2 separate regions of the Homo sapiens genome follow, and region 2 is linked to region 1. Evidence: chromatin loops called from intact Hi-C (ENCODE). Cell type or tissue: gastrocnemius medialis. All regions are shown on one strand. Links, peaks and the distances in the headings refer to the core of each region. The heading gives the core; the rest is flanking DNA. Region 1 holds the start of IFT140 (intraflagellar transport 140). Region 2 holds the start of NOXO1 (NADPH oxidase organizer 1).

The links. Hi-C counts contacts between places; a loop is a spot of excess contacts. Peaks named below come from ENCODE experiments on the same cell type or tissue, not always from the same donor. Only the 100,000 strongest peaks of a DNase experiment are listed, where the experiment ranks them.
Region 2: it touches region 1 in a loop (3-fold over the local background); 2 of 110 quality-filtered maps call a loop at or near these places.

Annotation. Positions count from the first base shown.
Region 1 is chr16:1,604,160-1,618,621 of GRCh38, reverse strand. It overlaps IFT140 (intraflagellar transport 140), which reads left to right and starts at 6,550. Exons shown (of 31, transcript NM_014714.4): 1 at 6,550-6,654; 2 at 7,769-7,958; 3 at 11,325-11,502. The coding sequence starts at 11,356. CRAMP1 (cramped chromatin regulator 1) reads right to left here and starts at 6,262. Exons shown (of 21, transcript NM_020825.4): 1 at 5,965-6,262; 2 at 3,637-3,983. The coding sequence starts at 3,982. It overlaps LOC105371046 (a long non-coding RNA gene), which reads right to left. Exons shown (of 3, transcript NR_135176.1): 2 at 14,140-14,207; 3 at 8,294-8,651. RefSeq lists enhancers at 5,366-5,866, 5,867-6,367, 6,756-6,815 and silencers at 5,746-5,905, 5,936-6,055, 6,076-6,605, 7,844-8,223. In gastrocnemius medialis, for the core only: no CTCF peak of the experiment used is centred there; DNase peaks (open chromatin) are centred at 6,471, 7,861, 8,181 and 8,457; H3K4me3 peaks cover 5,033 bases; H3K27ac peaks cover 5,193 bases.
Region 2 is chr16:1,980,425-1,994,145 of GRCh38, reverse strand. TBL3 (transducin beta like 3) reads right to left here. Exons shown (of 22, transcript NM_006453.3): 22 at 11,217-13,721. NOXO1 (NADPH oxidase organizer 1) reads left to right here and starts at 12,677. Exons shown (of 8, transcript NM_172167.3): 1 at 12,677-13,032; 2 at 13,127-13,207; 3 at 13,415-13,490; 4 at 13,602-13,721. The coding sequence starts at 12,967. GFER (growth factor, augmenter of liver regeneration) reads right to left here and starts at 9,953. Exons shown (of 3, transcript NM_005262.3): 1 at 9,670-9,953; 2 at 9,203-9,399; 3 at 6,397-8,280. The coding sequence starts at 9,927. The coding sequence ends at 8,118. It overlaps SYNGR3 (synaptogyrin 3), which reads right to left and starts at 4,176. Exons shown (of 4, transcript NM_004209.6): 1 at 3,945-4,176; 2 at 1,935-2,172; 3 at 1,368-1,510; 4 at 1-1,283. The coding sequence starts at 4,043. The coding sequence ends at 1,074. RefSeq lists enhancers at 585-1,162, 1,743-2,320, 4,639-5,218, 12,701-12,760, 13,237-13,721 and silencers at 1,545-1,914, 2,637-2,716, 9,662-10,201, 11,222-11,414, 13,624-13,721 and 2 more. In gastrocnemius medialis, for the core only: a CTCF peak has its summit at 10,242; DNase peaks (open chromatin) are centred at 10,165 and 13,675; H3K4me3 peaks cover 1,984 bases; H3K27ac peaks cover 1,683 bases.

The sequences.
Region 1 (14,462 bases), core at 2,329-10,328:
TCACTTCAGACTACATTACCCTATTCTGGAGATGGTGCATTTCCCCATCCTTGATGGAACTGAAGTTCTTCGGGGTGAGAGGGGGACCAAAATAAGCAGAGGCTCTCTGTCCCCACCCCCAGTGTTCTCTCATCCCATCTGCCCCAGCAGAGCACCAGCATTCCCGGACTTCTACTCACCCCACAGGTAGGCTCCCCACCCCGCCAGCCTGTGCAGCCTCCTCCTGCAGTCCTGTAATCTTGAAGCTGCATGCATTTTTCATGGCAGAAACACCAGGTGCCTGTAAAACACCTTGTGACTTAAGGCAGGTGTTTATTTTTATATTTATTTATTTATTTAGAGACTAAGTCTCACCCTTGTTGCCCAGGCTGGAGTGCAATGGCGCAATCTTGGCTCACTGCAACCTCCGCCTCCCGGGTTCAAGCGATTCTGAGGCAGGTGTTTATTTTATCCAAAAGATGGACTAGTTTGCCCAGGGCTAGCTGGATCATGAACTGGCCAAATAGGGAAAGGTATCAGGACTCTGTCTCCTGACTTATGTCTTTCAGATGGTTTCTGCGGCTCTAAGCCGAAATCTCCAGTGCGTCCCAGGGTCACGTGGGTGGTGTATTAGAGCTGCAGGAATGTCTGTTTTGGGATTTCTGGTCTGCAGCTTACCTTGAGTTTAGGTTGAGCATGTGACTTAAACAATCTACTTCAGGTTCTGCACTCATTTAAAAGCAAAATTACAGACATGCAAGATGCCTGGCAAACAGGCACTAAATCCCAGCTACCATCGCTTTATCAATGCAAGAAGATTTAAATTTGAAACTGAACTAGAAAAAAAAGCATTTTTCATTGAAGTCAATAAGAGTGTCTTCTTCAGAGAAAGAAAACACACTTGCATGCAGAAAAGCCAAACAAGCAGACTTTCCTTTTCTCCACAAGTCCTTTCTTCCAAATTCACTGTAAGAGTCTCAGGCCCACTGAGATTGAAACTGGCCAGGGCAGTAAGTAATCAACCAAAGGAACTGCCAGTGATTGAGCTAAGTATTCCTTAGGCATAATAGAAGTTACATCATTTCCAAGTGAAAAATTGAAACATGAAGTATTGATCGTTTCCTCCCTGACAGATGCTCACCACTCCAGATGCAGATTTCTCCAGAATGTAAGAGGATTCTCCTCTGAGCATCTTTCTGGAAGGTGAGCTAAAGACTGTTGCGGGGCAACTGCCACCACCTGGCCTTCTTTTCTGACGGGTAATGGAAGCAACGACTGAGCAGAGGTCTCTCCAAAGACTGGTGTCAGAGGATGTCCTGGGCACAGTGAAGTGCCTCCCAAAGCACTGAGGAACCTGAAAGCAGAGAGCAGCGGACAGGCAGCCTTCCTTCCCGGGAAGCTCCAAGGCAGACAGTGGCCGAGAAGTTCTGTGATGCAAAGGAGACCCACTTCCTACTCCTCTCCTAAAAGCCACCATCACAGCTTAGCTTATTATTTGCTTAAAGATATATTTGCTTGTGGCCAGGAGCGGTGGCTCATGCCTGTAATCCCAGCACTTTGGGGGGCTGAGGCGGGAGGATCACAAGGTCAGGAGATCGAGACCATCCTGGCTAACACGGTGAAACCCCGTCTCAACTAAAAATACCAAAAAAAAAAAAAAATTAGCTGGGTGTGGTGGCAGGCGCCTGTAGTCCCAGCCACCTGGGAGGCTGAGGCAAGAGAATGGTGTGAACCTGGGAGGCAGAGCTTGCAATGAGCTGAGATCGCACCACTGCACTCCAGCCTGGGTGACAGAGTGAGACTCAGTCTCAAAAAAAAAAAAAAGATATATTTGCTTGCTAAAGTGGGATAATGGATATGTCACGAGGAGCACAAATTCTAATAAATTTGCATTTTATTAATATTAAAACTTAATGAAAAGTCCCACGCTTCTCCAAGCCACACAATGGGACAAGAAGCAAAGAAAGAAGTGCCAGCAACCTAAGTGTGAGCCAAGCTCAGGAAACCTTCTGCACCTTAGCAAGCCACTCTCAACTATACAAACAAAAGCAAGCCTCCCCTCGTCCCAACTGCCAAAAATTGACCTGATCACTAACGTCTCAGCAGCACTTCACTTATACATACAAGTAGCCACGTACACGTCTGAGAGTGCTTTCACACCAATGCACTATTTCATTTTAGCAGCCGCACTTCAACGGGGTGAAGTAGCTGCTCTCATTCCTTGCCTCACAGGTGAGGACACCCGACAGAAAAGCATCTCCAAGAGGGTGAAGGGGCAGAGCAAGGTTGGAGGCCAGGGACATGGGGGACGAATGCCGGCTGGATTCAAGGTCCAGGGCTTCTGAACCATGAACAACAAACCTTTGAAGGAACCATGGAGCTTATATGAGCTTAGACATACCTGTAACTAGCAATAAAAAACTAGTAACAAGCAAAGCCACTCATGTTTTCCAAATTGATCAGCAACTTTCACATCAAAATAAATTCATATGAGGCAAGTTTTAAATTCTGAAACATGCTAAGTTACCTTCTATTTACATCTTTAAATAAGTATACTTATATCAGAATTCTTTACCAATGAGTAAGGCCATGATTCCGGAGGCCAGCCTTCTTCGGTTGAGAATGCGGCAGGAGAAGTGGGCTTAATGGAACACATGTGGCACAGATCTCCAAAGCAGGTTCTCCATTAGTTCGTAATATATTTCCTTGTCAAAACTACCAGGACCATTCACTAAATGTAAACGAGCATTTCCCAAGGAAGGAAGTGAAAGATTTTTTTTTCACGTGAAACTCACTGGAAGCTGATGTTATATTTGCTATTTATACAAAGTGCTGCGAACATGGTCGGAAACAAAAAGAATCAGAGTCATTCACCTGCGTAAGGAAAAGCACAAGACTGAAATAGAAATAAGAGCAGACAACAATGAAGCACTGGCACATGGAGAACGAAACTAACATGCCGTTTTCTTACTATCTTGGTAAGAGACCCCAGCTAAGTAGCAACATTCTCCATCACCTCAGAATACAAGGGCGAACACTACAAGCTGCTGCTTGTTCATGTCAATCGTTTTCACCACTCTTTCCTTTCTTTGGCACAGAAGTAAACCCCAGTTGCAACTCAAAGGGCCCCATCTCTATGCCCTTCCTACTCTCAACCCAGGAGCACTTGAAGGAGAGGACAATGGGTCCAAGTCAGACCCCAAGGATCCTTTCTCCGCTTCTTACCCATCTTCCCCCCAATGAGTTTCAAAAGCCTGCTCCCTTGGTGCATTTCCACCGCCTGATGTCTGGGAAAGAGATACAGCAGGTATTTTTTTCTCTTCCCGTTTCCGAACTATTGTCCGCTGTTTGAAACACAAAACCATAGAAAACCATCAGTGATCCTTTGGAAAGGAAACAGCTTTAAGGGATCTCTTCGACTCCCCCCCAAAAAAGGATACTCACTGCCTCTTCAAAGAGTTTAAATATAGAAAGTCGCAGCCTCTTCGAAGGAGAGAGGGGACACATGCCCCATAAGTGCCACCCAAATTGAGAGCCTCAGTGTAGGCCGCGGGATGGGTGAGCTAGGGTGGAGCCCGGCTGGGGCGAGGGGTTCCTCTCCCCCGCGGCACACCCCGGAGAGGGGCTGGGGTCTCCCAAGGGGACGGGCCGCCCTACCTTTTCCGCGGGGCCCCGAGCCACCGGCGTTGCCGCTCCCCACAGCGCTCGGAGGATCCTTCCTGGGCCTCTTGCTCTGCGGCCGCACGCTGGACCGGAGGAAGTGGTGCTGGTCCTGGGGGCTGCCCTGCGGCGGGGACGGCGCCTGCGGCGCGCCGGGGGGCGCGGGGGGGCCGTCGGCGCCGGCCCGGGGGGTCTTCTCGTCCCTCTTTGTGCCGCTGCTCTCCTCGGCCGCGTCTGCGCCGCCGGCCCCTTCTCCTTCCAGGGACTCCTCATCGGCCGCCCGCTTGCCCAGCTTCTTGAGCCCGTCCTCCCCGCTGCCGCCGTCGCCCAACTTCACTGTCATCCTGCGGCCGGGAGAGGGGAGGCGGCCGGTGAGGCGGGCGCAGGCCGGGAAGTTTAGCGGCCCCGACGCGCTCTCAACATGGCCGCCGTTGTTTGTTCCAAATCCCCTCTCGGCGGCTCGGCCCGGCCCGCCCGAGCCCGCCCGAGCCCGCCGCGGCCCCTGCCGCCCCCACGCCGCCGCCCCCGGCCCTGCCCACCAGCCCGGGACCCTCCCGGGCCTCCCCGGACGCCCCCTGGCCGAGGCTCGCGTCCAGACGCCCGGGCCGGCGGCGGGAGGGCGCGACAGCTCGGCGGACCCTGCCCGGCCCCGGCCCCGGCCCCGGCCCCGGGGTCTATGGGAGCCCCGGCGCGGGCGCGGGTCTGGGCACGGTTGCGGGTCCGGGCCGCTGCCCCGCCCACAGCCACCTACCCGGCGGGGCCGCGGCTCATGGCCTGGCCCTGCGCGCCGGCCTCGCTCCCTGCGCCGCCTCGGCCGGCCGGGCCGCAGCCCCAGCCCTAGCCCCTCGTCCCACCCCCTCCCCGCCCCCCGAAAGGCGCGGGGCTCCCGGGCCCCGCGCACCTGCCCCACGCGCCGGCCCCCAGAGCTGGCCCTGGAGGAGGACAGAGGAGGCCGGATCCACCCCGGGACGGGAGAAGCGCGGGCTCGCCTGCCCGCACGGGGAACTCCATGGTGGCCCAATGCCGCCGGCCCGCCTGCTTATTTTAAAACACACATAAAGAATAATCAGCTCCGGGTCTCTGGGAATCTTCTTCCCAGGGTGGGAAATGTGAGCTGCTGCGGGGATTTACTAGTTAAAAATGCTTTTGCAACAAAGGAGCCTGTTGCATGGAACAGGTTGGAACCACCCGGGAAAGTGACAGCCCAGTTATGTCCGGGTCCAGGTGCAAGAAGCGGTAGAAGACAATGGTGTTAAAACTCTTGGCAACAATTAATAAAATTATTGCATCAACTTTGCTACCCACCGCCCTGTAAAATGTCAACAACAAAGTGCAGTGACTAAAAATGCTGCAGCCCAGAAAGCAGAGCCACTCAAAAATAAACTCAGACAATCAGGTACACAGCAAGAGCTGCAGCCCAGAAACAGTCCGGGACGGGCACGTGTGAGGAAGCAAAAACGCTGAAGATTAGATTCCTCAGCAGATACTGACCCTGCGTTCAACTCAACTGTTGAGAACGGGGGCATTTCCACTTCAAAGGAACACACGATCGAGGCACCAACACCAACCACGAAATACAGGGACGCGGGCGAGGACCTCTCTTTCCGAGAGATCGGGAAATGGCTTCAAAGTCGCAATGATGCCCCCACCCTGAGGTGCAGATCACACAAGGATCCGTGGCCGTTTTCTCCTGTCGGAATTGGTCTAGGGAATCTCGAGTTCATGCTAGTTTTAAAAAAAACTCTGCCAAAGAACAAAACCACCCACGACAAACACCCCAACTTAAGGGATTTCGTGGCAAGACTTCCCACTCTTCCCCCTCAACCCACCTCTTTCCACTCAAGAAACCTAAACCCCCAAAGACCTCGTCTCGGGCTGAGAACCCCGCTGCCCAGGGACCTGTCCGCCCGCAGGCCACCCGGGACCCAAGCAAAACAAACTCGGCCACCAGAGTGAACTCGCCCGCTCGCCGGGCTCCACACCCAAGACGCCGACCGAGCACGGGGAAGCGCTTTTCGCCACTGAAAGGACCGACGCCGTCCAGACTTTACCCTAAGGGCCAACAAGCAGGGGGATGGCCTCCTTTTCGCGAGAACCTCCAACGAGACCGGACTTTTCTCGGAGGCGCAGTCTCCTCCAGCCCCGTCCCGCTCCGCACCGGCTCGCGTCTCGGGATGGGGACGCAGAAGCCTCCTCGCCCTGAGGCCAGTTGTGGCTGTACCGGGCGCTGTGGAAGCGACGCCCCCCCCGCGCTCTCCCGCGCCGCCCGACAGGACCCCCCGGCCGGGCCTCGCCATGACAGCCCCGCCGCCCAGCCTTGGTCACCTTTTTCATCAACGCCGGGCGGCAGCCTGGCTTCCCGGGGCCTCCCCGGGTGCCCGCAGAACCAGCCGGGCCGGGCAGCCCCGGCCCCCGAGCGCCGGCTGCAGGGAGGCCGCAACGCCGGGCTGGTCGTCCGCCTCGGAAGCGACTGGTCGAGCGGCGCTAGCCCCGGCACGTCCCCTCCGCGGGCCGGCGCGCGGCTGCGGGGGCTGCGGACGCAGATACTGCCGCCACTCACCCTAGCGAAGCCGGCCCGCCGCCCTCAGCAGCAGTTCCGGCTACGGCGGCCGGTGGGGACCTCACGGACGGCGCGCGGGGGCGGGGCCGGGGTGCGCGGGCGCGCGGGGCGGGGCGACGAACGCGGGGGCGAGCACCCCCAATGTTTCTTCGGGCCCGTCTCCCCAAAACGGCGCTCCCATTGGCTAGCGCTGGGCGGGCGCGCTCGCACGTACGAGCCCGGTGGGCGTCGGGGGCGAGCCCGCGGCGCCAGTAGTGTTGTGACGCCAGCCTCGCGACCTTGCGGACTGTGCGTCTCTTTGGATTGGTGGACAGACAGCCAATAGGCCAGGGCCCGTGCTGTGATTGGCCGCAGCAGTGTTGACGGATACGTGAGAAGAAAACGGCGTGGTAGCTCGGAGTGTGGAATCGGGCGCGAACCTGAGTTCTGAGAAGTGTGGAAGCACGTCTGAGGCAGTTAAGCGCACCCTTTCCTGGGTGGAGTATGTGCTTCTGCGCTACGTTAGCGTAGCCGAGCGGCGCTGGGCACTTGGTCATTTTCTTCATAGCAAGAAAGCAGAGGGGTGTTTTTCAAATTCCAGTGTTTCTTTCTTTCTTTTTTTTTTTTTTTGAGACGGAGTTTCGCTCTGTCGCCCAGGCTGGAGTGCAGTGGCGCAATCTTGGCTCACTGCAAGCTCCGCCTCCCAGGTTCAAGCGATTCTCCTGCCTCAGCCTCCCGAGTAGTTGGAATTACAGGCGCGCGCCACCATACTCGCTAATTTGTGTGTTTTTAGTACATACGGGGTTTCACCATGTTGGCCAAGCTAGTCTCGAACTCCTGACCTCAAGTGATCCGCTCGTCTCAGCCTCCCAAAGTACTGGGTTTGCAGGCGTGAGCCACCGCGCCCGGCTCAAATTCCAGTGTTTCTTTTTCTTTTCTTTTTTTTTTTTTTTGACTCGCTCTGTCGCCCAGGCTGGAGTGCAGTGGCCCGATCTCGGCTCGCTGCAGTCTCCGCCTCCCGGGGCTCAGGCGATTCTCCTCCCTCAGCCTCCTGTAGCCGAGACTAGAGGCGCCACCGCGCCCGGCTAATTTTTGTAATTTTTTAGAGACAGGATCTCGCCTTGTTGCCAAGGCTGGTCTCGAACTCCTGGGCTCCAACGATCCGCCCGCCCCAGCCCCCAAGAGCTGGAAGCCCAAGCGCGAGCCCCGCGTCCGGCCGCCAGCTGCTTTCTTGGGGGCGCTCCCTGCCTCGCTTGGCTCTGTGGAGTCCGGGGCCCGGCGATGGAACAGGCCCTCAGTCACCCAACACCTCAGGACACTGCCGAGCGCATCGACTTTCCCAGAAACGCTTGACCCACGCCCTCCGCTCCGAAACTAGAAAAGCGGAGCCCAGGGAAGGCCTGGGCCGAGACCGCCGCGTGCTGGAAAGGCTCCGCCTCGGGATGCACGGGAAGGGAACACGCCCAGGAGGGGAGGATGCCGCGGTTGATCGGGGCTGTGACAGCGCGCCCTCCACACAAAGGGGACCCAGACGCCGGCCCTGCGCCGCCGTCTCTCCTAGAAAAAGCTCGTCCCGCTTCTCTCTTGCAGAGCGGAATAACCTGGCCCCCGACGCTCGGGCCTCGGAGCTGCACGTGCGTGCCCGATCGCCTTCGGCTCTTTCCGGCCGCTCGGGGCGCTTCGGGAGTCCTCGGGGCCGCCTCGCTCACCTTCGGCTATTTCCGCGTTCCTGGCGCGCCGTTGTCCCGGCAACGCGCGGCGGCTCAGCGGCCTGGCAGAGGTGAGTGGCCTTAGGGCTAGGGCGGCCGACCCAGGTCCTTAGGAGCCAGGCCGGGGTTTGGGGCCGAGGATGTGACCGGTGGCGGGCGTCGGGACCCTCCCGTCTCCTCCCACGATCCCGGCGCCGCCGAGTCCCCGCGGCCCCTCGCGAGTCCCATCGAGGCTGGGGCGGGCTTGGCGCGGGGTCCAGGTCGCTCGTCGGACTATGGCTGTCGCCCCCGCCCGGCCTCGAATCGCGGCTGATTCCGGTAGCTGGGAGAGTCCCTTTGGAATGGGCGGGGTGGGGAGGTGGGCGGCGCCATCACACCCCCGAGGCGAAACGGGACAAACGAGAGATGCAAAACAAAAACATGCTATGTTTGGTCACTCGCTGGGTCGGCCCTGAGGGTCGTGTTGCATCAAACCGCCAGCGCATGGCTTCTCAGTACCGTCCGCTGGATGCAGCGAGGACCCTGCGCAGGCCGAAGGCTCTGGACTGTGGCCTGGAGGGCGAGGCTTTGTAGGGTGGCCCCGGGTGCCTGTCCCCGAGAGTCCACCGTGGAGCCCCATCCCGGAGTTCCCTACTCAGCGTCACCGAGGAAGGCTACTCAAAGCCCTGTGACCCCGTGCCGCTTAGCTGAATGGGCTTAACAGATTCTTTCCCAAAAGCTGGTTTGATGGAGGCACTTGTAGAGGCTCTGGAGACGCTGGACGCCTGAAAGTGAGAGGAGTACTTCGGTTAGAATAAATACAGTTTTTCTCCTGTTCCCCAAAGTTGATGTATTTCCCGGTTTTATGTTCCAGAGACTGGAACTTTGTTTCAAGAAAAGGAAAGGTACTTGTTTCCGACCTGAAGCTATTACAGATTGTCATCAAGTACATAACTATTTTATTGTCAGCCATCTCTCCTCCTTGTGTTAACTTTTTAAATTATACTGATAATACTCATTTTGGGAACTTGTTAAGAGGCCGTTGAAAGGAACTATGAACAATTATATTAATGCATTGTGTATGGAACTCATTCAGGCAGGCCTGGAACCCGTTTCTTATATTGATACAACAGGAAGAATCTCTCTCCTTGCTAAGTTTCATCCGCGCAGGGCCTGTTCTGTGCAAGGCACTGTTGTAAGGAGGTGGGAATACTGGGTGCCTCCTGCTCTCTGGGGAAGATAATATGGGGGGCAATGTGTGAGCAGTGAAACTCACATTTACGGTAAAGTCTAAATGCAGCCACGGAGAAGCGCAACGTTGTGTGGGGACACTGGGCAAGAAGCACACGACAAAGGTAAAGCCATCAAGCCCTGAGAGAGCTCCCTTACCCAAAGCCGGGGGGAACCTTGAAAAACCCCAGGCAGGAAAGAAAGCAATTAGGGCCGTTTGCCTTCATAGTTATTGCACAGTGTCGTATTAATGTATCACTCATTTTTCAGAGAAATATTTTCACAGAGTAAACTTATTAGATCCTAATTTCCCTTAGCCCAGGATTTGTAACCTTGGGGCTGGCTGCAACATGTTAAAACCCCCTTTTTTTTTTAAACAGTTTTGCTCTGTCGCCCAGACTGGAGTGCAGTGGCAAGATCTCGGCTCACTGCAACCTCCGCCTCCTGGATTCAAGCGATTCTCATGTCTCAGCCTCCTGAGTAGCTGGGATTACAGGCAGGCACCACCACACCCAGCTAATTTTTGTATTTTTTAGTAGAGAAGAGGTTTCATCATGTTGTCCAGGATGGTCTCGATCTTCTGACCTTGTGATCCACCCGCCTCGGCCTCCCAAAGTGCTGGGATTACAGGCATGAGCCACCATGCCTGGCCAAAACTCATTTTAAGAGGTAATCCCAGCTACTTGGGAGACTGAGGCAGGAGGATCACTTGAGCCCAGGAGTTCAAGGCTACAGTGAGCCATGATCACACCACTGCTCTCCAGCCTGGGGGCCCTGTCTCTAAACAATATATATTTTTTAATTTAAAGGTTTCTTTTGCTATTTTAAATTGCCCAGGTTTTGATCTGGAGTGTTTGTTTGTTGTTCGGGTTTCTTTTTTTTTTTTTTTTTTTTGAGGCGGAGTCCTATTCTGTTGCCAGGCTGGAGTACAGTGGCGCGATCTCAGCTTACCGCAACCTCTGCCTCCCAGGTTCAAGTGATTCTCCTGTCTTAGGCTCCGGAGTAGCTGGAATTACAGGTGCCTGCCACCACACCTGGATAACCTTTTGTATTTTTAGTAGAGGCGGGTGGCGTTCGCCATTTTGCCCAGGCTGGTCTCGAACTCCTAAGCTCAGGCAATCTGCCCACCTCGGCCTCCCAAATTGCTAGGATTACAGGCATGAGCCTGTATAATTTTAAATGGTGGCAAACCCGGCTACAAGTATGTTCTTCTCTGCCAGTTAACTTCCCCAAATTGACTGAGGTGTAAAAAAGTGAGCAGTAACCAGACCGTCACTTTATTTATCACCCTAACCCGCCTGAAAAGGGACGATGTGTATATCTTTTCCAGATCTGAAAGGAAGAATGAAAGAGAGAGATTAAGTTCACGTAAGTGATCAAGCTCAACTTCTCACAGCTGCTGCGGCTGTGCATTCTTGACTCTCTAATAGAGGAAGACTTCTGTCTTCTACCACCTGTGAGTCAGAGGTAAAAGACAGTCTTTGATTTTATGCTTTATTGGAAATTCAGTACTGGTTTTTTTTCTGTACCAGTACTCTTTTCTGGAGCAGTTTGCATTTATTTTGTTTGAAAATGTTGTTTAAAAGGCAGTGGTGGCCCACGGCTGTAATCCCAGCACTTTGGGAGGCCAAGGCAGGAGGATTACCTGAGCCAGGGGTTCAAGACCAGCCTGGGCAACATAGTAAAACCTTGTGTCTACACAAATTACTTAAAAATTAGCTGGGCATGGTAGTGCATGTCTGTAGTCCCAGCTACTTGAGAGGCTGAGGTGGGAGGATCACTTGAGCCCAGGAGTTTGAGGCTGCAGTGAGCCGTGATCACACCACTGCACTCCAGCCTGGGTGACAGAGCAAGACTTGGTCTAAAAAGTTAAAGGGAACTACAGAAATAGAACTTGTCCTTATTGTGACTGGAATGAAAGTTACTGAGGATTGCGTGTGTAGTTAGGCTGCAGGCCTTTTCTTTCTTTCCTCCTTTGATGGCCATGAGTTGTATTCGTTTCTGTCACAGCCTGGGTGATTCCGGGTCTAACTGCTTCTCTTCTGCATGTCTCCCTGTTGGAGATCTCCTCGCATCAGGTTGCCTGCTCAGTCCGCAAGGCATTTTCAAGTTGCCGATGGTCTTCCGATGGTGGCTTTGGGATGCTTCCTTTTCGTCATTCCATGTACAGTCATATTGTTTGTTTTATTTAAAACTGATTGGACTTGGTCATTTTTTTTTCCCTGCAGGTTTCAGCGCTGAGGAGGCCTGAGTTCCGTCATGGCCCTCTATTATGACCACCAGATAGAAGCCCCGGATGCAGCAGGGTCACCCTCATTTATCAGCTGGCACCCTGTCCATCCATTCTTGGCAGTTGCTTACATCAGCACAACCTCAACAGGCAGCGTGGATATTTACCTGGAGCAAGTGAGTGCTCAGAAGCAAGGAGCCTGACTGTGGTAGCTTCTGGCTCATGTTGTTTGTGTTGCTGTTGTCCTTGTGTGTGTGCACATGTGTGTGTGTGCCTATGGGTGTGTGTGTGTATACATGCATCTGTGTGTGCGTGTATGTGTATTGGTGTGTGTATGCGCATATGTATGTCTGCATCTGTGTGTGTGTGCGCACACGTGGGTGTGTGCATATGGGTGTGTGTGTGCATCTGTATGCTTGTATGTGGGGGGGTGTATGCGTGTGTGTGCACACGTGTGTGTGTGTGCGTGTGGTGCGTGTGTGTATTTTCAAACGAACTCTACTCTAGCTTATTCATGAAGAAAACGACATCTATGAGGCCAGGCGCAGTGGCTCACGCCTGTAATCCCAGCACTTTGGGAGGCCGAGGTGGGTGGATCACTTGAGGTTAGGGGTTCGAGACCAGCCTGATCAACATGGAGAAACCCCATCTCTACTAAAAATACAAAATTAGCCGGGCATGGTGGCTCATGCTTGTAATCCCAGCTACTCGGGAGGCTGAGGCAGGAGAATCGCTTGAACCCAGGAGGCAGGGGTTGCAGTGAGCGGCGATCACGCCATTGCGCTCCAGCCTGGGCAACAAAAGCAAAACTCTGTCTCAGAAAAGAAAAAAAAGAAAACGACATCCGTCATCAGTTTTCACAGAGGCCAAATCCCAGGGTTATAAAAGCCCTAGTATGTGGGCAGTTCTTTCACGCTGGCTATTTTGGTGGCTTGGGGACATGTTTAGGAATCCTTCATGCTTATCAGCATTAAGCCACTATCAGTTCACAGTCATCACCAGAAATGTCCCCACAGTGCTGTTTGTGGATCCTGAGGCATCTTCCTCTGTCAGTGCCCTCCTGCACGCTCCATAGGGGCCATTTGGAACTCTAATCATTTCCACAAACTGGGTGGCTTTAAACAACAGGAAGGTATTCTGGCAGCTCTGGAGGCGAGAACTCCAAAATCAGGTGTCAGCAGGGCCCGCTGGCTCTGAAGGCTGAGGGGAGTGTCTGCCCCGAGCTGCTGTCCTGCTCCTGCTGTTCCCAGCAAGCCTTGGTGCTCCCTGGCTGGCAGATGCGCTGCTCCAGCCCTGCCTCTGGTGTCATCCGGCCTTCCCTTCTGTATGTCTGCGTCTCTTCTCCTCTTCCTAAAAGGACATCAGGCATATGTAACTAGGGCCTGCTCTAATGACCTCACCTGAGCTTACCCACATCTGCAAAGACCCTGTTTCCAAAGGACGCCATGTCACAAGGACCAGGGATAGGACTTCCACATATCTTTGTGGGGACACAATTCACCCCCTAACAGAAACGTTCCCCAAGCTCCTCAGACTTCGATAATCACCCTCTCGGTGCCCAGTGCACCTCATATTCCATAAAGAAAATGAGGTGCCAGGTGCGGTGGCTCACGCCTGTAATCCCAACACTTTGGGAGGCCGGGGTGGGTGGATCATGAGGTCAGGAGATCAAGACCATCCTGGCTAACACGGTGAAACCCCGTCTCCACTAAAAATACAAGAATTAGCCGGGCGTGGTGGCGGGCACCTGTAGTCCCAGCTACTCAGGAGGCTGAGGCAGGAGAATGGCATGAACCCAGGAGGCAGAGCTTGCTGTGAGCCGAGATCACGCCACTGCACTCCAGCCTGGGCAACAGAGTGAGACTCCATCTCAAAAAATATAAATAAATAAGAAAATGAGGTTTCCTCCTCTACTCACTCTTCAGCCCTCTGCAGGCTCCCTATTGCCACCACAACTTCACCCAAGCAGCGACAGTCATCAGTTGCTTCTAGGTGTCACCCCCTGAGTGTTTTGGGGTCCTTGTCTGTACCACACTCCTGTGAAGTCCTCTGGGAAACATGCCCGAGAGCGCAGGGGTAGGGCGTTCCCTGCCCGGCCTCCATGGCTTTGCCAGCTCTTCCTCCATTTCCAGCTTGTGAGCACCATGGCCTTCTGCAGAGCTTGGTCAGGGCTCCTCTCCATTTCTTCCTTCTCCTGTGATCTGAGCATCCCCAGTGGCTTGCAGACATACATCTCCTGCCTAGAAGTTCCCTCTGAGCTGTAAGCTTAGGGACCCAGCTGCCTTCCTGACATCTCTAGGGTGTTTCAAGGAGACCTCAGACTGTACAAAACTGAACTGAAATTGTCCCCCACCCTTCCCCTGCCTCATATCTCCTGCTCACTGAGATGGGCACCTCCCATCTCAATGAAAGTCACCCCCTTTATCCTGGTTTCTAGAACAAGAACCTGGGCATGACTGTTGACATTTCCCACTCCCCTACCTTGTAATCCATCACTAGATCCTCCCAGTTTCTCCCCCGGAACCTCTGGCGAGTCTGCTGCTGCTTGCCCTTCCAACCGCCCTTCCCTCCTCCAGGTTCCCATCCCCCTCTCCTGGACACCAGTACAGCTTCCTACTGTGGCAGCTGTGCCCTCACAGGCCTCCTCTACTTTACACGGCAACCAGGCCTGGCCTGTCTTGGCATCACAGATGGAATCACTCCCTGCTCCCACCTCCCCGGCCCTGTGCTGCTCTTTGGGTGAACATGGAGTCCCTGATGTGGCCCCTAGCGCCTCCCAGGTCTGGCTCTGTCACCTGTCACATCAGGCTCACCTTCCTTGATGCTGACACAGCCTTGCACAGCCTTCCTCGGCCTTCCAGCCCTGCACATGCTGTGCCACCTGCAAAGAAGACACTCCTTCATCCATTTTTGTAATTAATGCATTAATCCTTCAGGTGAAAGTGGCTAAGTGGCCCCTTAGGAACTGCTCCCCCCTCCACACACACACACACACACACACACACACACACACACACACACGCCCTTGCAGCGCGATGCAGCGCTGGTCAGCGGCTCCCCTGTTGCCAGCAGGCTCCTCCATATACTGGCAGCTTTGCGAAGGCCGTGCCAGACTTAGGGCTCAGTCCAGCCCCAG
Region 2 (13,721 bases), core at 5,722-13,721, 370 kb before region 1:
ACTTAAATATCCACACAGAATTGGTCTAGGCTACAATGTAACAAGGTTGTCACTCAACTGCATCTCCAGAGGGAGGTGTCTGTCTGATGAAATGTGGCAACCACGTTTGGTGTTGACTTAATGTGAAAAGCCAGCTTTGAGCAATGCATGAGTAGTCAGCTATGCAGAGGGACTCCAACCTGGGACTGGGCCAGGAAGCAGGGTGCAGGTGGAGAGGCAGGGACTGGGCCAGGAAGCCAAGGTAAAGGGAACCACACAGGGGCCATCTTGTGGGGCACGGTGGCCAGCTGGAGCCTCTGGGCCTCTCTCCTGCTGAGGGGCTTGTCTTGCCTGGCACCCAGGCATCCTTCTCCTCTCCTGGCAAGGTCTTACTGAAGGGCTAGGACAGGGCTGGTGTCTTGGCCCACAGCTACCTTGTGCCTTCCTGGCCAGAACCACCCACACCTGGGCAGGGGCCGGGGCCACAGAGAGAGGAGCAGCTTGTGGAGTACTAGGAGGTGAAACCCGAAGACTGGACCATGATCACAACACTGACAGGGCTGGGCTGTTCTAGCAGCCTGTGAGAGAAAGTGGAGAGTGGCTCCGGACGGGACGCACCACCATGACAGAAACGAGACAGTCACTACCCACAGGGACATGGGATGGGAACAGTGGCCAGGATCCCCAGTCTTGGGGCGAGGGTGGTGTCTTTCCCCTGCCCCCGCTTTGTCCTGGGCAGCCCCTGCACCTGATCGTAGAGGGCAGCTGGACCCCCAACCCCAGAGTGAGCAGGTGTGGCCCAAGAGGGGAAAGCCTTCCCCAGGCCAGTCCATTCCAGGCTAGGGACACACGTCCTGGGCAGTGCTATCCCCTTCTCAGGACCTCAGTCCTGGGGCCAGGTGCTGAGGGACTGGGGGAACTTGGCAGGGGCAGCCCAGACACGCGGGTCCACCCCCTCTTGGCCCCGGATGGCGCAAAGCGGCCACCTACTCTGTCCGCGGCACTGAGCTGGAAGGACCCAAGGGAGGTCCCGGAGACCCTGGGGCCTGCGTTGGTGGGGTGGCCTTGGAGCCCTGGTCTGTGCCTGCCAGCCGCTAGTAGGCGGGCACCTGGTACCCTTTGGGGCTGGTGTCCAGGGTCTCGGTGAAGGGCGGGCTCTGGTAGGTCTCGGTGCCCTCCACGCCGCTGCCCACCGGATAGCCGGGGTAGGCCTGGCTCGCCCCGGTGCTCAGCTGTTCGGTGGCGAAGAGTGACATGTCGGTGCCCAGGCGGAACCGCTGCAGGGCCTTCACGGTGAGCGCCACCTGCGCGGGGCGGGGTCAGCGGGGTCAGCCGGGATCAGCCGAGCGCCCGCCCCTTCGCCCCGCCCTCCCGGGCCCCGCACTCACCCAGCTGAGGATGGAGAAGAAGCTGAAGGCGATGGCGGCCCGCGCCGCGTCCCCCGCCTGCGTCGTGGCCGGCCCTGGCGCCGTGCGCTGCCACTGATTGGTGAGGAAGCAGAAGCCCACGAACCACAGGAAGGACCAGAGTCCTGCGAACAGTGCGGCGCGTCAGGGCGACGCTCCACGCGGTGGCCCACGGCGGCCTCGCCCGGAGGAGGAAAGGTCGGTGGGCCCGAGGCTTGGGGCGCCTCGCCTGGGCTCGCCGCGTGGCGCGAGGTCCCGCCTCCCTCTCCTGCGCTGACCCCGCCCACCCGGGAGCGCCAGACCCGTTCCGCGCCCAGGCTCCGCCCAGACCCGGGCCCCGCCTACCTAGAAAGTCCCGCGGCGCTCCCCGTCCAGGCTCCGCCCCCTCCCCGCCCACCCGGGAGGCCCATTGACACTCCCTGCCTCAGTCCCCGCCCCTCGTCACGGCCACGCCCAGCTGGAAACTCCAGCGGTGTTCCCCGCCCAGGCCCCGCCCCCTCCCCGCCCACCCGGAAGGCTCTCCGCGCTCACCGCCCCGGCCCCGCCCACCTGAGAAGCCCAGGTCCAGCAACACCGCGCGCCGGCGGTCGCGGACGCTGCTGATTTGCTGGAAGCGCACATCGAGCAGCAGGAAGGCGGCGCAGGCGAGGAAGGCTCCGAGGCCCAGCGCGACGCCGAAGCGGCAGGCGCCCGCGTTCCCGTTGAACACGCAGCGCAGCTCGGGGCCGCTGTCGGTGTTCACGTAGCCCTCGTTGACGATGGGCCCGAAGACGGCGATGGAGAACACCTGCGTGCGGCGCGGCGCTCAGGGCCCTGCGGCGACCCGACCTCTGCGAGCCCGCCTCGAGCGCCCACGCCCCTGGGCCTGTCCCTGCGTTCCCAGGCCCGTATCTGGGTGGGGGGCGGTGTCACCTCTTTCTTTCCCGAACCCTCGCGTATTTAGTAATTATTGACAACACGGGCCGTTTAGTGAGCATCTACTATGCCCAGACATTGTGTTAAACAGCCACTTTACATGCGTCCCCTCACCAAATCCTCAGAAAGTCCCCGTGGGATCGCCATTGTTCTTATTCTCTTTATAAATGCGGGGGACATTGGGACCCCAACAGGTGAAGTGACTTGTCCGGGATCACATGGCTGACAAAAGCCGGGGTTGATTCAAGCCAGGTACTCTGCACCGCGTGGGCCCGTGGAGTCCCCTCAGAGCCCACTCAAGAGTGTGGGAACAGGAGCCTTCACCTGGGCCCGCGATTCCCAGGCTGGAGCCGGAACGGCGAAGGGGAGGTGAGAGTGCAGCAGGCAGAGCGGGGCGGGAGGGAGGGTATGGAGGCAGCGGAGCTGTTGCTTCCTGCGCGGTTGGGAACTGTCTGGCCTGTTTTCTAGCATGCAAATAGGGTGACGGGCACAGCTCATGCAGTGCTGGGACAGACATGTCCACCCAGCTTCCTGCACGTGGTGGGTACCCGAGGGATGACAGCCCCCACGTGACTGATTATTAATATCACCTGTAAGTGTTTGGGCTGAAAAGATGACACCGTTGACCTCTGAGGTTCCGTCAAACCTCAATGCCTCCTGCCCACCAGTTCCGGGAGACAGGCATGAGGGGGACCGCAGTCATTTTAACCAGCGCTGCACGGGGCAGCCCTGTGTTTCCAAGAAACGACCTCCAGCCTCAACCTCATCCCTTCGCTCCTTTCCCGCTCCAGCTCCGAGAGTGGAGCCAAGGGGGAAGCCGGGACATGCACTTGTCCCCAAGAGTGGGCCACAAGTCGGGACGTGCGCTCGGACCAAAACGCAGCGTCCTGCCTCCCGGTCTGGTCAGAGCCACTCCGCAGGGGAGGCCAAAGCCCCTGCCCCACCGTGGGCACCGCCCTCCTCCAAGACAGGCGCCGAGGTGCGGCTGGCCCAGAGGTTGCCACCTGGACAAAACCCAGAGCTCGGCACCCAACTGCCACCTCCCCTGCCGGAGGGAAGGAGCAGCAGGGCCCTCCCAGGGACGCCCCAGTGGGCTAGGCTGCTCCCAAACCTGCCTTCCACACCGCCGCCAGGAAGCCCTCCCAGCCCAGAGCCTCTCCTCCCTCAACTCACAGCTGGAACTGGGGGCCAGGGGACAGGCTCCCTGCCAAGGAGACCCGAGGGTGTGTGTGCGGGGGAAGGGGAGGCGCTTCTCGGTTCCCGTAGCCCCCTCCTGCCCCTCGGAGAATTCCGTCCCCACCCCGTCCCTGCTTCCAGGTCACGAGAACAGGAAAAACGGAGTAAGGGCTGCGGAAAGGGACTGAAATTAGACCCGGGGAGGAGGTAGGGGTAGAGGCGACCGGCGGTGACCTCTCAAGGTCCCTCTCCGGCGCCGCCGGCCCCTCCTCCGCCCGCAGGTGGGCGCGCCCTGCCCGGTGACGTCACCCCAACCTGAGGCCGGCGGGGGAGGGGCCGGCGAGGATGAGAGTGAGTGAGGTCGGGGGGCGAGAAGCAGGGGGCAGGGGGTAGGGGGCAGGGGGCTGGTAGGGGCCTGAAGGTCGCGAGGCAGGGGCGGGAGCGGGGGCCCGGGCAGGGACCACTCACCCAGGACGCGACCCGGAGCAGGGTCTGGGGCCGCCGCGCAAAGCTCACGGGGTCCAGGGCGGCCCCTGCGCGGCCCGCGCCGAAGGAGGCGCCCTCCATGGCCGGCCCGGGCGGGACGCGCGCCCCTGGCGCCTTCTGTCCGCCTGTCCGTCCGGCCGGCCCCGCCCGAGGCCGCTGCCGCTGCCGCTGATGCTGATGCTGATGCTACCAACGCTGCAGCCGCTGCCGCCTCCCGGGAGCGCGCGCCGGCCGCGGCGGGGACGCGCGGGACGGGGCGGGGCCGCGCCCGCGCCCCCCACTGGGTCCATGCGCGCGGGGCCGGGTCCCTCCTCTCCCTCCGCCGCGCCCACCTCCCATCCCCCACCCTCACCTGCCTGCCCCGGTCCCGAGATGGAGACCATCCTCAGGAACCCACCAGCCAGGTCCCCGGGGGCAGGGTGGGGCTCGGGTGCTGGGCGCAGACTTTGCTAGAGCCGGGAGGACAGACAGGAGGAGTCCGCTCCTCTGGGAAGGGCACTTGGGTGAGGGAGTAAAGGGGTAGGAGGTCCACGGGCTGCAGCATCTTCCCCCAACCCACGGGAGAGGGGACCGGCTCCCTGGCCCTGGTCCCAAGAAGACCAGATGGATAACTGGGGTCTTTCTCATGGCCCCCCACTGTGCTCTAGCTGCTATCACAGCTTCTAGCCTCTGGCGGGGAGGATCTGGTGGGAAGAAAGGCGTTGGCCCCAGGAGCACCTGTTGAGGGAGGGGACAGAGCCACCGTGGCCAGCGCCGCTGGGAGTGTTGGTTTCGGTGTCTCCGCTCCTTGCCCGTGGCCAGGTGGTGGTGCTCCCAATGCCCTCCCTACTCCTGGGTCTCCCCAGCGTACTTGCGGCGCCTAGTCTGGAATGGAGGGCAGGGAGCGGCATCAGAGACTAGGAGTCGGGTGGGGGTGGTGCCTGGCTGCCCTGTGTCCCGCTGAGTCCCCTCCACAGACCCCAGCCTTGGGTGCAACAAGGTCCCTCTCCTCATGTTCCTAGCAGGCTGGAAGTTCAGATGACTCCTAGGTTTCTGTCTAGAGCACTGAGATGTCTGCACTGACATTTACAGCGCCAAGCGCTTGACCTGTGTAGTGGCGGAGACTGTTACCACCCTGTACTTCAGATAATAAGCAACCCAGGTCCCTGCTACACGAGCCGGGTGCACAGATGGTGCTGCGTGGCCCAGCCCCCCTGGAGCTCATTCTTCAGCCTTGCTGGGCACAGGTGGGCAGAGCAGGTGTTGCCAGAGGCGCTACTCACTGTGTTCCAAGTCCATCACACTGTGCGTCCGATCACAACCCCTCTCACCTGTTGGCCACAGACCTCCCCTCTGTGTCATTCATTCTCTACTTCATCACTAACATCAGCACCCAGACATGCTGCACTTTCTCCTAAAAGCCAAACACTGTTGACCCCACCTCCCCTCCAGCTGCCTTACGTTACTGCTTCCTTTAGCAGCAAACTCTGCCTGCAACACCCTCCTCTCTCTCCCTCTGACCCGGCAGAATCAGCTCCCACCGCCACCTAAACTCAAGGTTGCCACTGACCTCTCCGTGCCAATCCCAAGGGCAAGTCTGATGCTGCTGTCGACTCATTTATTTCTTTAGTTATTTATTTATTTTTTGAGTTACAGTCGCACTCTGTTACCCAGGCTGGAGTGCAGTGGCGCAATCTTGGCTCACTGCAAGCTTTGCCTCAGGGGCTCAAGTGATTCTCCTACCTCAGCCACTGGAGTAGCTGGGATTCCAGGTGTGCCACCGCACCCAGCTAATTTTTTTTTTTTTTTTTTTTGTATTTTTAGTAGAGACGGGGTTTCGCCATGTTGACCAGGCTGGTCTCGAACTCCTGACTTCAAGTGATCTGCCCACCTTGGTTTCCCAAAGTGCTGGGATTACAGGCGTGAGCCACTATGCCCCTCCTGGAGGTCCTCCTCCCTCATGGGTCCTTCCTCTGTGACCTGTGAGCCTTAGGAGCCCAGGGCGCGATCCTGGGGAGGTCTCTCCCTCTGTGCTAACTCCTTTGGTCTGCGTGTCAACAGCTCTGGAACACCAGCTCAAGCCAGAACTTTTCCTTGCACTAGAGTTCCACTGGCCTGGATGCCTTCAAAAACAGACTCTGGCCTGGCGCAGTGGCTCACGCTTGTAATCTCAGCACCTTGGGAAGCTGAGGTGGGTGGTTCATGAGGTCAGGAGTTCAAGACCAGCCTGGCCAACACAGTGAAACCCTGTCTCTACTAAAAATACAAAAATTAGCAGGGGGTGGTGGTGGGCGCCTGTGATCCCAGCTGCTCGGGAGGCTGAGGCAGGAGAAATTGCTTGAACCCGGGAGATGGAGGTTGCAGTGAGCCGAGACTGCTCCACTGCACTCCAGCCTGGGCGACAGAGCTAGACTCTGTCTCAGAAAAACAAAACAACAACAAAAAGAAAAACAGATTCTAAGGCAAAGTGAAGTTTTATTCAGGAGTGAAACTTTAAGGAAGACAGGGAAAAAGGGAAGGCGGTGGGGGGGGCAGGGGGGCAGGGGAGGGACAGCAGATACAGGCGGTATGTTCCTAAGCTGAACACAGCCTTCCCAGAGGGCCCAGCTGCTTCCTGAGGCACTCACAGGCCTCGGGAAAGGCCAGAGAGAAGCGCGCTGTGTCTGGGCGAGGAAGGGACACCTCCTCTCCTGGCTGCCCCCCATCTCCCCTCTCTTATTTGTGCCACCTGGCCCCTCTGGGCAGCCTCTACAGAAGCCAGCAGCCGCACGGGGCCAATCTGGTGGGGACATAGCAGCTCCCTCCATGGAGGCCTGAGGCGGCCATGCCAAGGTGGGCCTGCGCCCAGGGAAAGGCTGAGACTCCTGGAGGATAGAGGTCCCTGGAGTTTTATGACCACAGGACACACTGTTGCTGGGCTGCTCTGGCTGGGGAGGCCCAAAGGCTGGGTCCCAGTCACCCCCCACCTTGCTGCACTCAGCCTTCTCCATCTCTGACCCACACGGCGGCTCCCAGCAGTCTCCTCGGACTCCATCCTCACCCCATGAGTTCTCTGGCTCTCCCTTTAACGTACCCCGCATCTGTCCCCGCCGTGGGGTGGGTCTTCCTCTTGGTGGTCACTCGGTGACTGCCCCGGCTTCCTCCCCACCCCTCCTGTTCCACCCTTACCTGCCTCATCCCAGCTCAGCAGCCAGAGGACCCTTCAAAGCCACATCACTCCATGCCATCCCCTGGCTCCAAACCCGCCAAGAACTTCCTGTCAGGGGAACTAGGGGTAGAAGCCATGGCTTTGCTGGGGCCTTGGAGACCTCGTGCCGTCTGGCCTCCCAGTACTCCTACATCAGCTACTCTGGCCCCCCTGCCCCAACCAATCAACGTCCTTGCTGTTCCTGGCTCACTCTCACCCTGTGGTCTCTCTCTCCTGAGGAACCAGGACCCCAGCAGGAAATGCAGCTGAGCACAGAGGGATGGAACAAGCCCTGTCTACTGCTTTATTAAGCCCCAGCAGAAAATATACTGAAGCCAGGTTCTCAGTCACTTCAGCGTTTCATTTGGGCTTCAAACTCTGATGAAGTGAGCCCCACGAATCCCCTGTGGACAGGCATGACACAACGCTGGCAGGCATGTGCCAGGCAGGGAGAGGGTAGGATGGCTGGTGGACCCTCAGAAAGACCCGACCTGAGCTTTCCCTGTAGGGACTGAGCAGAGTGGAGAATTGAGCCCCCTAAAGTGAGCAGCACAGAGCCATGGGGGGCAGGGGCATCCCTGGCTGCATAGTGGGAAGGCAATGGCCTGGCCGCCAGGGACAGGCACAGGGATGCCCAGCCAGGCCCGCTGTCTTCCCGTGTGAGGAGTGAGGCGCCAGGGTATGCGGTGGGCAGGAAGCTACATCCTGAATGTCAAGGGGCAGCCCAGGCTGCTCCTCCTTCCCTCCCCTGCAGTTCAGCTGCAGCTCCTTGGGGTCTCCACTGAGGAGGGGGCCAGTGGGTACCTGCTGTGGGCACCTCCACTTCTGCTCCAAACCTAAGAGGGGCAGGGCAGGTCCCCACAGGCAGTGTCCTGGGGACCACCCAACTGAGACACAACAGGCTCTGGCTGTGATGCACTTTAATGAGTGCCCTGCCCCTATCCAACCATGCCTGGCTAGCTGTCCCATGAGCTCTGGCTGACCACCCTCTAGTCACAGGAGCCATCCTTCCAGCCGTCGCGCCAGCGCTCATCCACTTTTGAGCAGTCGAAGTCAGGCTTGCCCAGCTTGCGGTTCACTTCATTGTGCAGGTGGCACAGCCACTGTGTGAAGCATGCCCGGGTGCGGGTGTCTGGGTGGTTCCTGCACAGCCTGTGTAGGGAGAGCAGGTAAAGAATGAGAGGACGCAGCGGCTCCACTGCCCCTGCCAGTTCCCTGTCTGCTGTCAAGGAAGGAGAGCTGGGGCACTGCTGTGAACTACACCTGGGAGTGCCCTTATGCTCCAAGGTACAGGCACTCCCAGAACAGGGCTGACCCTGCAGCTCCCCGGGTGTGATGAACTCCCAGGGCTGCGCAAACACCCACCTGGACAGCTTGGCAAACTCCAACGAGGCCTCAAGGCAACACATTACAGCACAGACCTGGCAATTTTATAAGCTCCTAACACCCAGGAAGCGGCATCCAGTGTCCCTGGCCTCAGGCAGAGTGTGGCCTGGGTGGGGCTGGGCACAGCCTTGTAACTGAAAACTGGACTTGTTTCTTAGCATCTGAGGGCAGGCCCTGGTGCGTCAGTTCAGCAAGAGACTTCATTCTAACTGACCAGCCTTATAGCAACAATGGCGGCTCTACCCTATACATCTGGCCTAGAAACACCTGCAAGGGCCAGTGCTGGCTCTTGGATCCCTCAGTGAGGAAGAGATGGCTCTTGGGAGCAAAAGCAGTGGATTTCCAAGATTTTAAAACCAGAAGTCCTACTCTAGAAGTCAGGCAAAGTGGAGTCTTCCCTAACTTGCGGGAAACCGCCTTCAGTGCCAGACAAGGCAGGGAATCCCTTCCTGGAAGCCCTGTGGCTGTGGCAGGAGCAGTACCCAGCAGCAGATCCCGACAGCTTGGCTTCTGAGACGAGAGGAGGAGGCTCAGATAGCCCCAGTCCTCACCTGTTGGAGGTCCCTGCTCCTCAGCAAACTTCTGCCACCTCTGCATCCGTTTCTCTACGTTCCCCGCTATAACGTCAGCCAGGAGCCCCAGGCCCAGGCTCCAGTGCAAAGCTCTGCTGCGTGCAAACACATCTTACCTTTTTCTTAGGTCTTCAGCACACTCCTCACAGGGGTAAAACTTAGAAAATAAATGTATGAACTGGGCCATGTCTTGCTGCTGTTCTGGGGTGGGCAGGTCGGGGTAGTAGGCGGCCAGGGTGTGGAGGACAGCCCAGCTGTGGCGGCCCAGTTCCTCGCGATCCGGCGGGCAGTCCTCCCTAAACTTGGTGTCCCGCTGCGGAAGCAGGCCGACCGAGAGTGAGTTCATTCTCCGAACAAAGGCGCCCAAAGCTCCCCACTGTACGGCCCAGCCGGTGGCCCACTGGACTCCGGCCAAAGTCCTGCAGACGATCCAACCCACGCGCGGATGAAGGCTGTAAGGCCGGGCCTACCCGGGGGGCAAGGTTCAGGGACAGGCAACCCTGGGAAGCTCTGCCGGGGTACCTGGGCGGGGGCGGGGACAGGGGCTGCGCGGGGCTGGGAGAAATCGGGCAGGGAACTGCACCTTCTGCTGCGTCCGCATCCACGTCTTGAAGTCGACGCAGGCCCGGCACGGCCGCCTCCGGGAGGCGTCCTCGGCGACAGGAGAATCGGAGGTCGGCGCCTGGGCTGGCGTCGAGGCCGAGGCGGCCGCGTCTCTCCGCCCCGCGCCCCGGCCCCGCGCGTCGGTCGCCAGGTCGTCCATCATCTCGGAGCGCGCGCCCCCCGGCAGGAAGAAGAGGTTCCCGCCGTGGAAGCGGCCCCGCTCGCCGGGCGCCGCCATGTTGCCCGCGCAAGGCCTGCCGGGTCAGCTCGGCCTCCAGATGAGCCTCCAGGTCAGCCTCCAGGCCAGCGCGCGGCCACAGGAGCCGGAGGCGCGCGCCGTGCTCGCGGGGGCCGGGCCCGAGCCGGGGCTGGGGGCAGAGTCGGGGGCGGTGCCTGCTTGCGGGCCCGTGTGGAGGCGGAGCCAGAGGCCGCGGCGCTGGCCGGGCCCGAGGACAGGGGCGGGGACGGAGCAGGAGGGTCGGACCCTGCTGGCGCCCTCAGGCGTCGATCCGCGGCGCACGCAGGGGTTGCGCCGTCCGTGGCGGCCGTCCCGCTTTCTCCAGTAAAAGAGCAGTGTGTGGCGCAAGGTGCGCCTCGGCCGCGCTGTGGACCCGAGCTGACACCCAGGCAAAGTCCGTGTTGCGGCCCGCGACGTCCCCATCGCTCCGTTCTGAGTGTCCTGCGTGCCTGCGGCCAGGCTTTGTGCCCTCCGCTGAGGGGCGCGTCCACCCGCTGGCTGCCAAGCGCTCTCTCAACGCGGGCCGGGCGTGACCGCACAGATTGCGGCGCGCGCTAGGGTCCTGGGCTCTTGTCCCCTCCCTGGCGCCATGGCAACGGGCGTCTGGCAACGCAGGGCGCGGCGCGGCCGCAGAGGGTTGGCGCGTGCCTTGGGCTCCCTGGCGCCCCTCGCCGGCTGTCGCGGATCCTAGAGCCTGGGATGAGGGGTCGGGCTCCCGGTTGGAGCGGCCTCTGGGATTCCTGTGCCTCCTTGCGTTCATTTATCCATTCCGCTATTATTTGCGCAGTGACCGCTCTGTTCCAAGCGCTGTTCCAAGTGCTGGGCAGAGCAGGGAACACAATTCTGTTCCCTGACCTTCTCTGTTCATAATCCAGTGGTCAAGACAGGAAAAAAAAACAAGGACTCACACTCATAAATGTTCACGTACAAACTGGTGGGTCCATGCAAGGGTGTAGTAAATCTGGAAGGCCTCCTTGAGGAGGTGACCCTTTCTGAAGGATGAGGAATCAGCTGAGGAGCGCCTTCGAGACCAAGCCCAAGGTGGCAGGGTCTTGGCATTTTGCAGGAACAAAAACGCCAGTGGGACGCTAGGGAGGGTTGTAAGGTGGGAGGGGAGATCCAGGGACGGACAGGGGCCCACCAAAGACTTGGTCGGCAGCTTCGGGGATTGGGAATTTATTATAACGGTAGGAGGGAAGATGCTAGACAGTTTTGGGCAAGGTTACCCAATCTGATCCCATTTCAGTTTGCTGCAGATTCCGCTGGCTATCATATGGGGAGTGGATTTCTTTTTTTTTTTTGAGACAGGGTCTTGTTCCGTTACCCAGGGTGGAGTGCAGTGGCGCGATCTTGTTCACTGCAGCCGCGACTGCTTAGGCTCAAGTGATCTCCCACCTCAGCCTCCCAAGTAGACTACAGGCACACGCCACCACGCCCAGCTAATTTTTGTATTTTTGGGGGGCACAGATGGAGGTCTCAACATGTTGCCCAGACTGGTCTCGAACTCCTGAGCTCAAGCAATCCCCCTGCCTCGGCCTCCCAAAGTACTTGGATTACAGGTGAGGCACTGTGTCTGTCCTTGGAGTGGATTTTGTAGGGGCAAGTGAGGAGCATACAGATGGAGGGTGGGGTGTACTATTCAGGCAAGAAAAGAGGGTAGGGGAGGAAAAAGTGGAAACCATGCAGGGCTGATGGGGTGTGGGGCAGGAGCTGTCAGCTGGGGTAGGCAGGTGGCCTCAGAATCCCTCTAGGCCTCTGCTTGTGAATAAATCCTCCCCAGCTTCTCCTGTCTTCCAGGGGAGCAAGGTCTCCCCTGGGTTCACACGCTGGACCCCACCAGGTCAGCTGGGCCCTCAGCTGAGACAGGGAGAAGGTGACAGCTGGCTGGGGGAACCCTGCAAATCAGCCCTATGTGAGCAGGTGTTCATTGCCCATGCCAAGACCAGGGACAGCTTGAGGGCATGAGAGAGAGTGCTGGTGGGACAGACACACAAAGGCCCTTTGTTGCAGCCAGGGCAGCTTCCTGGAGGGATGCCTTAGAGGCTGACTGCTCCCTGAAGGGGCTGGAGTAGGTGCATCCCAACACAGAACTGGTGGCCCCAGCACGAGGAAAAACCACTGTGTGCCAGGGTTGAATGTGGCTTCCGAAGCCCGAACTATAAGGAAGCAGCCAGAGAGGTGGGGCACCTGGGCGAGCCTCTGCCCAGGCCATGTTTGCAGTAAGTCATGGCAAATCGTGAATTGAGAGGTGGTTCTCAAAACAGCCCTAGTGACCACTTCCCTGACCACCACCCCCACCCACCAAATGCCAGTGACTGCACAGATGGGCCCTCTTTCTCCTACCCCAAGTCTCCTCACTGCAGGGGAACCCCTGGGGTGAGCCTGTGAGGTCTGCCCCTCCCCCAGCATGTATAGAACAGCTCACAATAATTACGCATTTAACACACATTTCCTCCTCTATGAGTTGGGGACATTAAGAGACCTTTCCTCCAGCATTAGGATTAAGTCAGACAAAGCACTTAAAGCTGTAAGCACTGAGTCCTTGGTTCTGCACAGAAATCCCCAGGCCAGTTCAAAGTTGTTGGGCGCACCCTGGCAGGGCAATTACCTCACAGGGTAGGGGAATCCAGAGAGGTGGGCAGGACAGGTGGCGCTTTGATTAGCCCTGCCTTCTCCTCCCTCCTCCTGTGGCCAGAGGCAGGCAGGAGGGCCCCAGGCAGCAGTCCCGCCTACCCTTCGCCCCTTCTTCAGTCTTGCACGCCTCCAGGGCTGGAAAGCTCATTCTTCTTCTTCCTCCCAGCAGCTCTGCCTGGAAGTCCCCCAATCCCTGTGCTCCTGCCCCCAGATCGTGGGCTTGGGGGACAGCAAGAAAGCTGCAAAGGACTCAGCTGGGGCGGCTCCACAAGGACCCCACAGGCTTGAGGTGTTGCCAGGATTCTATCCCAGGGGGTTTTCTGGGTCCCCCAGAGCCCTCTCAAGCACGGGGAGGCAGAAGGGTCCTCGCCCATTTCAGGAATCTGCAGCCTGGAAGCCACAGCCATGGCAGGCCCCCGATACCCAGTTTCAGTGCAAGGGGCAGCCCTGGTGCAGATCAAGAGGCTCCAAGTAAGACCTGGCTGGGTCCTTAGTGGCCCCAAGGGATAGGAAGGGGGTGCCTGGACCAGCACCTCCACGGCACTCCCAACTTTTTGTCCCCCAGACGTTTGCCTTCTCTGTGCGCTGGTCAGACGGCAGCGACACCTTCGTGCGCAGGAGTTGGGACGAATTCAGGCAGCTCAAGGTGAGTGACCCTGGGCCACCCTGATGCCGCGGTGGCGGCTTCCCCACGCGGCTGCCTCCCACTGGACTGCCTCCCATCAGTGACTCCCACTGGAGGCCCTTCGTCCCTGCTGAAGCTCCCAGCCCCTGCCATCCGGGTGAGGGACCCCGCCCTCTCAAGGGTGCACAGTGGGCTCTGGAAGACCAATGCCCTGGTTCCCGCCCTCAGAAGACCCTCAAGGAGACCTTCCCGGTGGAGGCGGGCCTGCTGCGGAGATCTGACCGCGTTCTCCCAAAGCTTCTCGGTCAGGCCAGCCTGGGTACGGGAGCGGGGAAGGCGGTGGCTTGCCTGGGGGCGCCAGGGACCAGTGAAGCCCAAAGCGGCGTATCACAGTACGTTTTTGTGGTGCCTTAAGATGCACCACTGTTGGGACGCGTGGGGCGCACGAGCCGCGGCCTGGCGCGCCTGCAGCTGTTGGAAACCTATTCTCGGAGGCTGCTGGCGACTGCAGAGCGCGTGGCACGGAGCCCGACGA